Regions from separate parts of the Mus musculus genome. Here region 2 is linked to region 1. A link is a contact called in ENCODE Hi-C or POLR2A ChIA-PET data. All regions are on one chromosome and are shown on one strand. The core of a region is the stretch at or near the end of the contact, and the rest is flanking DNA. Distances in the headings are between cores, read along the strand shown.

Region 1 (6,414 bases), core at 1,609-4,108:
GAACCACCCTTCCCCACTTTCCCTTGCTGTGACGCTTCTTCATCTCACCCCTCCATAGGAGAGCTGGCTCTGCAGTGGGGAGGAAGGCAGGGACATGGACAAAATACGATTGAATTCCTAGCCCTCTTGGGTGTGGTGTCCCTGTTGAGGATGATGGGGGTGGGGCAAGGGTATGGGTGGGAGTGGGGATAGGCCTGGCATAAAGCCCCCTGAGCTGTAGCTGTCCTGTTCACTTCTAAGGGCCCTGTTTTGAGGTTTTAATTTATTTAAGCTATGTGGTAAGGCTGGGGGTGTGTAGCCGTGGTCCTCCCTCCAGCTTCCATGGGGAGGGAAGAAGAGGGAGCTCTTTTTGTTTTTTACATTGACTTTTTTTTTCTACTTTTCCCTTTTACTTCCACTCCATTTGGGGCCTGGGGATTTTAGTCACCTCTCCAGTTGGCCCCAAGACTGTCTTTTCTTTCTTGAGTCTAACATGTAAATAAAGAAAATATTATTGAAGTTTTGAGTTAGTTTTCTTAGTGAGATTTGTTTCTGTGTTCAAAGTGGCTCAGAAGAAATGGTTGAGTATTATTGGTGCTGGGGTGGGTGGCGATTGTTCTGCTTGATTCGGTGCTGGGTATCACATCATCATTAGCTATATCCCCCAGTTGGCCCCTAGGTCTGTCTTTTAAGAGTGCTAAGAATTGAAGCCTAGAGTGCTAGACAAGGACTGGTACTAAGTACCTATCAGTGACCAAACAGGTAAGGGGATAGCTTAGTTTGAGTTCAACCAGGTTATAAGGCACTCCACTCTGTCTTAAGTTCCAAGTCTTCATTCAGGAGCTGTGTGATGCACAGCTCTTCAAAGTGAGGCTTTAGTTTAGTGTACCAAAGGAAATGGGAGCAGAGGCTGAGGAGTGTCCAAAATAGTGACAGTTCATTCTGCCACAAGTGAGTCAATATATACCTGCAAGTGGAGAGTAAGAGTGATAGGACTGGTGAAGGTGGTGAAAAACAGCAGTTAACCTCTACAGGAAGGAAAGCCAGCTAAGCCTAGACCTAAGAAGGTGAATTCAGAGGTCTTTAAAAGTGGGAGGAATTTCCCTGGGATTGTGACAGGAATTTAACTTAAAGGCAAATGGAATGGAGTAGGGATTTCAATTGAAATTTGAGGAAATTTTTATAAGGTTTAAAAGTAATTGGGGGGGAAAAAAAGGCTGGGAGTGGTGGTGCAGGCCTTTAATCCCAGCACAGATTTGAGTTGGAGGCCAGCCTGGTCTACAAAGTGAGTGCCAGGGCTATGCAGAGAAACCCTGTCTTGGGGGAAAAAAAAAGGAGGTGGGAGGGTGAGAGACTGGAGAGATGGCTCTGCAGTTAATAGCACTGACCTTAACAGAGGTCCTGAGTTCAATTCCCAGTAACCACATGGTGGCTCACAACTATCTAGTGAGATCTGATGCCCTCTTGTGTGTTTGAAGACAGCACAGTGTACTTATACATAAAGTAATTTTTTAGAAAAAGTAATTTGGGGAGACTAGAAGTAGCTTAATACCTGCTCTGCTCAGACTAATAGCTAGGTTGGCTTCCAGCATAACTTAGGACACCTTAAGAACAACCTTAAAGCAGTTTAAGAGAAGGAAGGCCTGGGTCAACCTCTCTGGAACTGAAAAAGGTCCCCAAACATGTGCTGCACTCCCAGGAATTTCTGGTCAGTTTATCTCCCAAACAGCGTCCTCCTTCCCCATCTGGTCAAAGGTCCTACCTTCTCTTCTTAGGCATTCTCTAAGTGTCTGGACTTCATCTGGGTGTTTTTGGGTTTTTTGTTGTTTTTTCGAGACAGGGTTTCTCTATCTGTGACTATCCTGGAACTCACTCCGTAGACCAGGCTGGCCTCTGCCTCCCAAGTGCTGGGATGAAAGGCGTTCACTGCCACCGCCCGGCTCGTCTGGGTTTCTAATGCTCTTTGGTAAGGAGGCCAGGGTTGATGGTGGAATGCCGGGTATTTCCTTCTGTGCTGGTTTGGAGTTCTGCCTTCCACAGCCGCTGCCTTTCTGGGATCAGCCTGGCACTGGGAAGGAGCTGGTGCCTGCTGTCTCTTACATCCCAGTCCAGCCCTCATGGTTTAGATGGAAAAACTCCCAGGACAAGTGCCAGAGCTGGTTAGAACTACTGGTTTAGCGGGACCAAAGAGCAGGTTGGCTTGAAGGATAAGTGCCTAGGAGGCCATGGTGTGGGTCTCTAGCACTGCCAGCCTATTCTCTGTGTACACAAGACAGCACGTTAGTTAGACACAAGATGTGGCTGGAGTAAGACAGCTTTCTGTGATCAGAAAAGAGGGGGCTAGAAATGGTAGAAGAAATGGCTTGAGTAAAGTCAAGCTAAAGCAGGAAAAAAATGGAAGATGAGTGCTCACCCACATGGCCAGTGGCAGCTCTATAAAGCAGGCATCTCCTGATAGTTCACAAGGAACAATTAGTGTGTGCCAAGCACAGTGCCAGAAACAATTTGGTTGTCATGGTAACCTTAGACAAGGTGTGTATTGTAATAACCTCTCAGTAGACTGGAGGGAGGGGTGCTAGAGGGGGAGGGAGGCTCAAGAGCTAGCTAAGCAGTTTGCCCCAAGTCAGCATAGTCAACGGAGGTATAGGATTTGACAAGGCAGCCTGGCTCCAGAATCTATACCCTCTATACTGGGCTTACAAGGGCTTACTTACTGCTATGCTCGGAAAGTGGGCGAGGAGACCGCTGTCTGTGTATAGCTGCAGCTACTGAGGTTGAAGCAGCAGGTGGAGGTTGATTTCACTGCATTAGAACAGGGATTTTGTAGATAAAACAGCTTTCCCAGCAGTAGAAAGCTGGTCTGACTGAGGGGCCGCTCGCTGCGCTGGCACACACTGAGGAACTTACCTGAGACTGGGATTTTTGGTGCCATCTGTTGGTCATGCCTGTGACTTCCACTTAAATCTTCATTCATTTCGTCTGTGGGGTCTCTTCCATGTTTTAACAGGAGCCTTCACTCTTGTACTGTGGAGGATCATAGATAAGGTCTTAGGCCTTGTCTCTTGTTACCTGAGCCCTTGCTGGAGAGAGCCTCCGCTTCGAGGAAGATATCCCTTGTTACACCTTGATAACTCTCTGAGCAACTATCCAGTCTGTCTATAGACCTTACAGTCCAACTGCCTGATGGTAGTGTTCATAGGGCTGCTAACACTCAACATGTCCACAAAGACCTGCTTTCCAAACATGCCCCTTGGTGCCAGGTATCACTGAGGTACATCCCTAACCTGGCGAGTCATCCGTGTAATAAGCATTTCCCTGTGCTTACACACATGTGCACCTCTACAGTCAGCTGTTAATCCTAGAGGTCGGGATTTATCATGCAAGCTTCAGCCTAGTGACCCTGGCTTGTTTCCTCTCTTGTTCCCCGGTCAGTTAGGCCTTGCCGGCCTAAGTTGTCCAGCTAGCCACCACGTTTCAGGGCCCATCCTCCTCGTCTCATTTCTGCTTGCCTTTTTAAAGTCTTCCCTTTCTGGGGTACTAAGCCTGTAACTTTAACATGGTCAAGATAACTCCCAACCTTTTCTTTTTTTTTTTTTTTTTTTTTTTTAAAGATTTATTTATTTATTTATTTATTATATGTAAGTACACTGTAGCTGTCCTCAGACACTCCAGAAGAGGGAGTCAGATCTCGTTACAGATGGTTGTGAGCCACCATGTGGTTGCTGGGATTTGAACTCCTGACCTTCGGAAGAGCAGTCGGGTGCTCTTACCCACTGAGCCATCTCACCAGCCCCAACCTTTTCTTGTTAGACACCAGACTACAGACTCTTAAGTGCTTTTGTTTCTCTGTCATGCAAATACAGAAGTATTCCTATTTGCCAAGTGAGAATGTCGAATACTGTCAGATGAACTAGCATTTGAGTTGAGGTTGGAAAAGAAAAGGATCTATTTAGCCTCGAACAGCATGAACTTTTGGGTAGTATTTGGGGGGGAGGGGAGTTGCCAAGCCCTGTTCTTTATAACAGGGTCTCTGTGTACACAAAGCTGGCCCCAAGTTTGTCCTGATCTTCCTGTCTTATGAGCCGGAATGAAATGCTGTTATTAGCTGCAGCTCCCCCACCTCAGAATCAATGGCTATGAGGAAGCACTGCTCATTTATGAAATACTTTCTTTCCTGCAATGTCAGTCCTAGAACTGACTGGCCTTTCCTTTTTTTTTTTTTTTAAGATTTATTTATTTTATTTATATGAGTACACTATAGCTGTGGCTGTCTTCAGACACACCAGAAGATGGCATCAGATCTCACTACAGATAGTTGTGAGCCACCATGTGGTTGCTGGGAATTGAACTCAGGACCTCTGGAAGAGCAGTCGGTGTTCTTAACCTCTGAGCCATCTCTCCAGCCCGTGGCTTTTCCTGAAGAGGTGAATTGTGGTGAGGATTCCTGCAAGCATCGTCATTTCCTTGGCCAGTGTAGTTCTAGTTTCTCATCCGCCATTGATACTAACTAAACTGAAGACAGCCTCGTTCCTCTTGTTTGAAAAAAAAATATTTCATATATTTTCAAGGTTTTAGAATTTGCTTATTTGCTTTCACTTAAGATATAGCCATACAGGAATAAGAGCTGAAACAGCACACACTACATCCTTACCATTGCAGTAGGCAAATGATGGTAATCTATGGTACCCACAGTACAAGTCCTCCTGTGGCAGGCTGGGTTCTCAGGGAGTCCTGTAGCTTAGGATGGCCTCAGATCCCTGGGTCATCCTGCTCTTATTTCCCAAGTGCAAGTATAGGATCACACATGTGTGCCAAGTGCAAGTGGAGGATCACACGTGTGCCAAGTGCAAGTGGAGGATCACACATGTGTGCCAAGTGTAGGAGTACATGTGTGTGCCAAGCACAGTATAGGATCACACATGTGTGTCAAGCACAGTATAGGATCACACATGTGTGCCAAATGTAAGTGTAGTATCATACATGTGTGCCAAGTGCAAGTGGAGGATCACAAGTGTGTGCCAAGTGTAGGAGTACATGAGTGTGCCAAGCACAGTGTAGGATCATACATGTGTGCCAAGTATAAGTGTAGGATCATATGTGTGTGCCAAGAGCAAGTGGAGGATCACATGAGTGTGCCAAATACAAGGGGAGGATCACACATGTGCCAAGTGTAAGTGTAGTAGAATCACACGTGCCAAGTGCAAGTGAAAACCACGCGTGTGCTGCTCAGTCCCACATTCATTCCTGATGTGAGAAAGAGTAATGCTGCCCAGCGTCTGTGGTTCCAGTTTCTGGTTGCACCTGTGACTAACTCCCTGCCTATCCCGCAAGTCCCTGGTGTCTGATCACGACCTGAGAACTTTCTAAGCTTCTGTGTTCTCTGTACTTTTTTTTTTTTTTTTTTGCCCTGGACCTGTTTTCACCAAGTGACCTTAGTCACAAATCTGCTGATAGCCTGCCTCTTGGGCTAACTCAGCACGTGCTCTCTCAGCACCCCAGAACCCAACTGTGGTTTCCCCAGCGTCTTCAGCTGAGTGTCTGAGAGAAAACTCAGGGCCGGAAAGAATGAAGACAGATATTGCTTCTGAGAGCAGCTAGGTAAATGGAGGGCAGGGGCTTTCTACAGTTAACCTCAGTGGATGAGCCAGGATGAGTCTGATTTCAAAGTTATACTCTGTATCGGAACTTTCTGGGGATGCCCTGGCGATACAGGCAAATACTTCAGATGAGCTGCCCCCCAACACCACCACCCAGATTCAGGGTAGGGGCGGGGCTTTTGGGGGCTAGAGCAGCTAGAGATACGGTCTGTCTACATTTTTTAAATTTAAGATTACATACATATGTGTGTCGTGGTGATTGTGGAGGTTGAAGACAACTTGCAGGAATCAGTTTCTCCACATGTGGGTCAGAGATATAAGGATACCAGACTTGGCAGCTGGGTCGGAGTCTTTACCTGTGTGCGCCATCCTGCTGGCCCCCAACCCTTTTAAATATAGAATCTGCCAACTATTATTGTGTAGTGCTGGAATGTTTCACAAAGCCCAATCAAAGGAATTTAGCTAAAGAACTGTTAAGAAGTGGGGAGGCACAAACGGAATGTGGTTGTTCTACAAGCACGGGTAAGGGGAGACCCCTACTGTTGGTTTCAGCTCAGCTGTAGGACAAGCTGGACGGAGGGGGAATTCTTTTAGACTGAGTTATGAGGTCCTAGTAACATTTTGGGAACATTTTGCCTTTGCTATTGTCTTTTGTTAGTCCTGATGATTTTGTTAATTGGAATTGACCATATAAATCTCAAACATAGAAAAGAAGTTAGCCTGGGCAGTGGTGGCACACACCTTTGGTCCCAGCACTAGAGAGGCCGAACCTGGCAGATAGATCTCTGTAGATTTAAGGCCAGCTAATTCCAGGACAGCCAAAGCTACACAAATCCTG
Region 2 (6,829 bases), core at 2,416-4,915, 1.8 Mb after region 1:
AGGTCAGCCTGGTCTACAAAGTGAGTTCCAGGACAGCCAGGGCTACACAGAGAAACCCTGTCTCAAAAAAACCAAGGGAAAAAAAGAAAGAAAGAAAAGAAATCTTCCTGAGCAGTCCAGGCAGTCTAGAAGCCAAGGGGGCTTGGCTTCAACAATGCTAGGCATTTATTTCCAGTGTGCACATCAGAGTCCTCAGGGTTGCTAACAGCCAGGACAGTGGCACGAGAAGAGCAAACATTCTTTTTATCTAACAGCAAAAATATAACAACTGGTGCTGAGAAGAGGCAGGTAAGGGGAATCTGTTTTGCCTATCCTGACCTGGAACCTTTGGCTTCACCTGATCTTTCTGCCTCTGCTTCTGTAGTAGCTATTACTATATATGTATGCTAACTGACCAGGTCAGGCTCTCTATTTTCTGCCTGAGTGCTGTATAGTTGGTTGTTTTAATGTTGGCACCATAGTGTAAGTCACTATTGGATCAAGGTCAAGGAAGCACTGGATAATTAAGCAATGACACCAACCTGAAAGTAGGAACACTGGGTTTTGTTTTTAATTATTTCTCATGTTTGGTCATTATGACCAAAACTGGAAACAGCTGTTTATATTCCACTTCTGGACACACAGAGGGGTAAGAAAGGACAGTGTCGGCCAGTGAAAATTACTGAGGAACTGTAGTAGTGTTCTAATTCTTTACCTTAATCTGCTACTTGAGTATACTCAGCCTAGTAATAGAAAAAAATATATAAGGAAAACTGTGAGGTCTAGTGAGGTGCTCAGTGGGTAAAGTTACTTGTTGCTAAGCCTGGCAGCCTGTTTGAGCTCTGGGACACTCATGCTGGAGAGAGAGAACCAATTCCCTTTCATTCTTTCTTTGGTTTCATAATCATGTCTGTACTCCTATGACTGAAGAAATGACCGAGCATGTTGATTCCAGACAGAATGACTCAGATATGATAGTACAGATCTACAATTCCAGCATTAGGAGATCAAGAGGATCCCAAGTTCAGAGCCAGTTTATAAACCAGGCATAGTCTAATGTTCCTGGAAGGCTGAGGCAGGAAAATTGCCACAAATCTGAGAGACCAGCATGGACTACATAGTGAGATCAGGCCAGCCTTGCCTACAAAATATCTCAAACAAAAAATAATTCCAAAACAACCAAACAAGTCCCAGAACCTCCTACGCTACCATAGCAAGACCTTGTCTCAACAAAACAAAACAAAAGGCCCAGGCTTCCCACTGAATCGAATAAATGTCTTCTATTCTGCCAGAGGCCCTGATCCGCGGAGCCGGTCTATTTCTAGTTCTTAAACTTTGGGATAGGAGCCCGGGGGTGGTGGCGCACGCCTTTAATCCCAGCACTTGGGAGTCAGAGGCAGGCGGATTTCTGAGTTCAAGGCCAGCCTGTGAGTTCCAGGACAGCCAAGGCTACACAGAGAAACCCTGTCTCGAAAGAAGAAAAACAAACAAAAAAACTAAAAAAAAAAACTTTGGGATAGGAATTACTGAGGCAAATTTGTATTTCTTGTGTATTCCATCAAATAGCTTTTCAAGTCTATAACCAGTTGCTCCACCAGTAGAGAAGTGTCTCTTTTCAGTTTTACCATTATTTCTTCATATCCAAATCCTGTGAGTTAAAATGATGCACAATATTTAAATATAGTTTCATCTATATTCTCATTTTGTTTTGGCAGTCTTATGTAGTCCAAGCTGTCCTGGAATTCACTCTATAGGTCAGAGTGGCCTTGAATTTGCAGCAGTCCTCTCTTCCTCTTAAGTGATGGGCTTACAGGTGTGCATTGCTAGGGCTGTTTTTATACCCTCTTTACTGGTTCTAAACAATTTGCTCCTAGGTGACTGCATGTGTATGTCTGTGTATCTGTGGGAGGGCGGGAGGTAGCATGTGTGTAGAAGTCAGAGGACAACTTGCAGGAGTTGGTTCTCTCCTTTATTGTATGTGACCTTAGAATTGGGTTCAATTTGCCAAGCTGTGCTTTTACCCAGAGTCATCTTGCCAGACCCTTTATTGTTTTTACATTTTACTTTTTTTGTTGTCACTGGAATTGAGGGGAGGGGGGTGGCAGTGAAGGTTTTTCTGTGTCCTGGAACTTGCTCTGAGACCAGGCTGGCTTTGAACTCAGGAAGATCTGCCCTCCTACCTCAGCCGCCCAAGTGCTGGGATTAACGATATGGGCCACCAAGCCCAGCCCTACGTTTTACTTTTAATAAGTTTTATTACATCTGGTGTGTGTGTATATATATGGGGATTGAACCTAACTAAGGCTTTAAGAATACTAAGAAAGCACTCTATCATCAAATTATTATATTATCTCCAGCTGGCCCCCTCCCCCTTTTTACGTTTTATTTTTTTATTTTTTATTTTCTTGTATGTTTTGCCTGCACATATGCTCACTATTCACATGCCTGGTGCCTGTGGTAACCAGAAGAGGGCTTCATATTCCTGGGAACTAGATTAGAGATTGTTGTCAGCCACCTTGTAGGTGGCAGAAAATGAACCTGAGTCTTTGAAATACTAACAAGTCCTTTACGCTGAGCCATCTCTCTAGCTCCCAGCCGTCTTTTATTTTCTGAGACATAGTCAAACCATGTAAACCGTTAAACTCTGTAGTCCAGGTAGGCCTTCCACTTTAATGTCCTGGAGTTACATGGCCTGTGCCACTAAGTCCAGTACTTACTATAGTTTCTATGTAAGCAGATCAGGTTTCAAACAGCAAATAAGGTGTGGGTGATCAGATCGAATCCTAGTTCCTTGCATGCCTGTCCAGACTGACTGGAATTACGCCCAAGGTCACTTACAGACACTAGGACTAGTTATTGGTGAATCTGAACCTCAGCTGGGTTTGTTGGATTCCTAGAGCAGCCTCACCAGCCCTGTCTGCCCTGCCCATAGCTTATGATGGAGCAGTCCAAGAAGTCCTCGCTTATGGTGGCCCGCAGTATTCTCAACAACAAGCTCATTAGCAAGAAGCTGGAGCGATATCTGAAGGTGAGGCAAAGGCGAAAGCACTGTCCTAGTCCTGACCTTTGTGTGAGCCTGGTCCCCATTCTATCCCAGTGATTCCTACCTCCCATTAAAGTCTCTATCCATCTCTACAGGGCGAGAATCCTTTCACTGACAACCCAGAGGAGGAAAAGGAACAAGACGAGGTGGAGGCTGGCGCTCTGGATGAAGGGGCACCAAGCGAAGCGACAGAGCTCACAGAGGGCGTGCCGGCACAGCCCCCCGTGCCCCTGGAGCCCGCCCCAGGGACTACAACACCGCCACCTCCGCCACCACCAGAAGAGGAGGAGAGCCCTGTACCCTTGCTGGGCGGAGCGCTGCAGTGTCAGATCCGCGGGATCCCGGGCCTCGACATGGAAGACGACGAGGAGGGCGGTGGGGGTCCATAACCCTTACCCGGCAGGGCTCCCGTGGCCGAGGCTGGAAGTCCAGCCTAATAAAGTGCTTTCCCATCTGAGGTCTTCGTTTGTGCTGTGGTGAGGGCGGGCCCCTAGAAGTGCGCCTGCGCGCGGGTAAACGCGCTAGAACCGCTCACGCGTGCGCGGACCTGGACGCTCTTGCGCACTAGCTTACCCTTGAGGCACAACTCCCGAGATGCTGTAGATTTGCAACCCGGAAGGCTGGGCGGATCGGCGGGGGCGGGCCCATTTGAGCAACCAATGGTAGCGCCCAGAAAGAGACGTACGCTCTTCGTCTTCCAGTAGCAGACAGCACGTTGAACGCATGCGTTCTGAGCGAATCTAAGACAAGGATCTGCTGGCGGGTCGCGTCGCAGACATGGAGCAAGGCTACGGAGGTTAGTGTGGGCTCTTCTTCACCACGGGAGACCCTGGCGCATGTGGTATTCGGGCTTAGCCTGCAGCCGGAACGCACTTGCCGCAGCCCGGTTCTGTGTGGAGTTGTCCCGGACGCGCGCGCTTCCCTTATTGGGCCTCTGCGCAATCGTTCCCGAAGCGCCGCGCGTGGATTGGCCGGTAGGACTCGGGGCGGGGGGTGCGGATGAGGCGCGAAGGCCGACGCTGTGGCCGGTTTCTGGATGCGTTCTGGACCGCTTTCACTGTGCAAGCCGAGTGGCTCTCATCGCTGCGGGACCCCAGGACCCGAGCGGTCTCAGTCCCGCCTTCTCTTCCGAAGACGCCACAAAATGGCGGCTCCAGGGGCGGGGCTAAAGCGAACGCTGAGGAAGCGGGGGGTGGAGGGGGTTGAGGTCCGGCTGGGTTGCGGCGGCCGTAGCGAGGAGAGAGTCTCAGCTCATCCTCCGCAGGTCGTCCTTGAGAGCTCGTGTCCCCGGGCTCGCTTTTCTGAAGGCTTACGGGCAGCGCGCGATCGGCCCAGCTGTGCACTGCGGCTACACCCGGTGCAGCTTTTTGGGAAAACCTGGCTGGGTCTCTGCAGTGTACGCGGCGTGAGGTGCTCGTGGGAGGTGTGCTGCCTGAGGGGCTGGGATTCTGGACTGTAACATTACGGGGGTCTGCGGAAGCGGGAACGTTGCCTTTCCTAACCTAAATGTCAGCAACTTTTCGTAATTAGGCGTCGGTTCTCGAGCTATCTGCTTTTAATCTCCTGGGAGGCCTTGACTCTGTACGGAGATTTACCCGCAGGAGATAGTTGGAACATGTGGAATGGGGTTGGAAGTGGGCACAGGGAGTGGTTAGTGGCTTCTGGCGGCTAAGGAAGGGATCTTGAGAGGCAGCAGAGTAACAAGATCCCTAGAATTGGACTTGCCAGAGAGGCCTGAGGTGTGATGAACACGTGTGCTTGGGTATCAGCCTAGTGCTCTTTGCCTTTGGGATCCTAGATCTATGTCTTCCATTCTTAGCCTTTCCACCAGATAGATACCTGTCACAACCCTGCTATACTTCTTTGGTCTAGGGAACTTCATGGTGACTCCCACTTTCTACCAGCCAATAATTTTACAGATACAGTTAGGGTATTTGCAGCCTTCCTGGTTTTTTTGTTTTTTTAACTAAGAATTTTTTTAGCCGGGCGTGGTGGCGAATGCCTTTAATCCAAGCACTTGGGAGGCAGAAGCAGGCAGATTTCTGAGTTTGAGGCCAGCCTGGTCTACAAAGTGAGTTCCAGGACAGCTAGGGCTACAGAGAAACCCTGTCTCAAAAAACCAAAAAAAAAAAAAAAAAAAAGAAGAAGAAGAAGAAGAAGAAAAAGAATCTTTTTTTTTTAAGATTTATTTATTATATGTAAGTACACTGTAGCTGTTTTCAGACATTCCAGAAGAGGGCATCAGATTTCGTTAGGGATGGTTGTGAGCCACCATGTGGTTGCTGGGATTTGAACTCGGGACCTTCGGAAGAGCAGTCAGCGCGATTAACCACTGAACCATCTGGCCAGCCCCTCCCTGGTTTCTAAGTAGCAGTTAGGTATGGCCGTACTGAGTGCCTGTCAGCACATTTAAGGGACTGTGTTACAGTGGGGCTTTTGGGATATTCTGGAAAGGGAACTAACCATTAACACTGTCAAAGTGAAGTCATTCGACAGCCTGGGACTGTGCCACTGTATCGGACTATATGCTAGGCTCCAAAAACACAAATGAAGAGAATGTATTCCCTTTCTGTTCAAAGGAGTGTTGTAGGGGGTGACTTAGAAGGTCAGAGGGAGGCTTGAAAGCTGGGGTGTTGAGTGTTTAGTTACATGGAAGCAAAGCCTAACGTTTATGTCACCGAATTTCTAGCTTGTTTCCCAGTTTCGTGGCATAACTGGCAGCACTCTGAGCTTTCCCGCTTATGTGGCGGCTAGGCCAGTACAGTGGGCACTGTGACCTAATGCTGTGTTTTGTGTCCTCTAAACTTGGTTCCCTCCCTCCCGCCACCCCCCCCCCCTTTTTTTTTTTTTTTTTTTTTTTTTTTTTGCTTTGATGTCAGCTCAGCCAGGTAAGGTATGATGGTTTGCTTGCATTTGTGGGTGGAGATAGTTCTTAAAGGCTGGAGGAGGTGCGCTGGATCACATTTACGTTCCCTCGTTGTAAGCTGACACTTCTTTAGACTCTTTGGGTGTTATCAGAACTCTTATTTCCTTGAGGTAGGACAGAATCTTGACACATGATCTTTTCACAGGCTATGGGGCATGGAGTGCTGGACCTGCCAACACCCAGGGTAAGTGGTTCCTGATTAATGGGTTGGCTTGTGGGTTTCTCCACTGCATGCCCCCTTGTAGTAGAGCCCAGCATCTGTCTTCCCTAGGGGACATTTTGCCTTTTTTTTCTTTTTAAGGAAAAACAGTACTACATGGGAGCGGAGGCTGATTAGTAAGAAGAATGCTCCTTGTGTCACTCTGCTACCTGCCACCACAGGCCTCAGTAGCACCCATGCACCCCTGTTAGTCTGTATACACAAACTGTGCGTTCCTATTATGTTTAGCATATTGTGGAACGTTTGTCTTGGGGTGCTTTTCTTGTGACCATTTAGAGAGATAAAACCTGTTTTTAAGTCAAGAGTACAAAAACAGACAGTAGGCTAGATGTGGCCTAGGCTTTTGTTCACCCTTATTTTCTGAGTCTAGAACCTGTCCCAGGCCAAGTCCCTAGCACCATTGGAGGCAAGCCACTTTTTTGTGTGCCCCGTGAAAAGGTCTTCCAGACACCTCTGCCACATAATATGTTCTTATTCAGTTGAGAATGTGATTTCCTCCCACTCCCACTGATGCCTTAGGTATGGTTGGGAATAACTAGGTTTGGTGAGAACTGAGCTTATTTATGCAGGGGATTTTCTAAGGTCCAGTGCAGCCTGTCCTCTCAGTTAGTACTGTAGTGTAGACCACCATCTTGGGGATTGCTGTGTACCTTTCTTTTCT

The links. A loop is a pair of places that touch in the nucleus more often than their neighbours do. ChIA-PET counts read pairs that join two places held with the same protein, here RNA polymerase II (POLR2A).
Region 2: a loop to region 1 is called in a map of heart, with 6 times the contacts of the local background. The contact joins the promoter of Akap8 here to the enhancer-like site in region 1. A Hi-C loop is called at or near these places in 1 of 37 maps with a recorded cell type or tissue (heart). POLR2A ChIA-PET finds 5 or more read pairs at or near these places in 1 of 5 experiments (Patski).

Annotation. Positions count from the first base shown.
Region 1 is chr17:34,106,114-34,112,527 of GRCm38, reverse strand. It overlaps Brd2 (bromodomain containing 2), which reads left to right. Exons shown (of 13, transcript NM_001204973.1): 13 at 1-509. Among named protein-coding and RNA genes, the nearest start is that of Brd2, 13 kb to the left of the region's middle. Within about 2 kb of position 2,858, at least 1 of the 3 ENCODE cell types and tissues checked has a DNase peak (open chromatin) inside an H3K27ac peak, as active enhancers do.
Region 2 is chr17:32,318,074-32,324,902 of GRCm38, reverse strand. It overlaps Akap8 (A kinase (PRKA) anchor protein 8), which reads left to right and starts at 3,665. Exons shown (of 14, transcript NM_019774.5): 1 at 3,665-3,818; 2 at 6,094-6,132. The coding sequence starts at 3,800. Akap8l (A kinase (PRKA) anchor protein 8-like) reads left to right here. Exons shown (of 14, transcript NM_017476.2): 13 at 2,912-3,007; 14 at 3,118-3,479. The coding sequence ends at 3,411.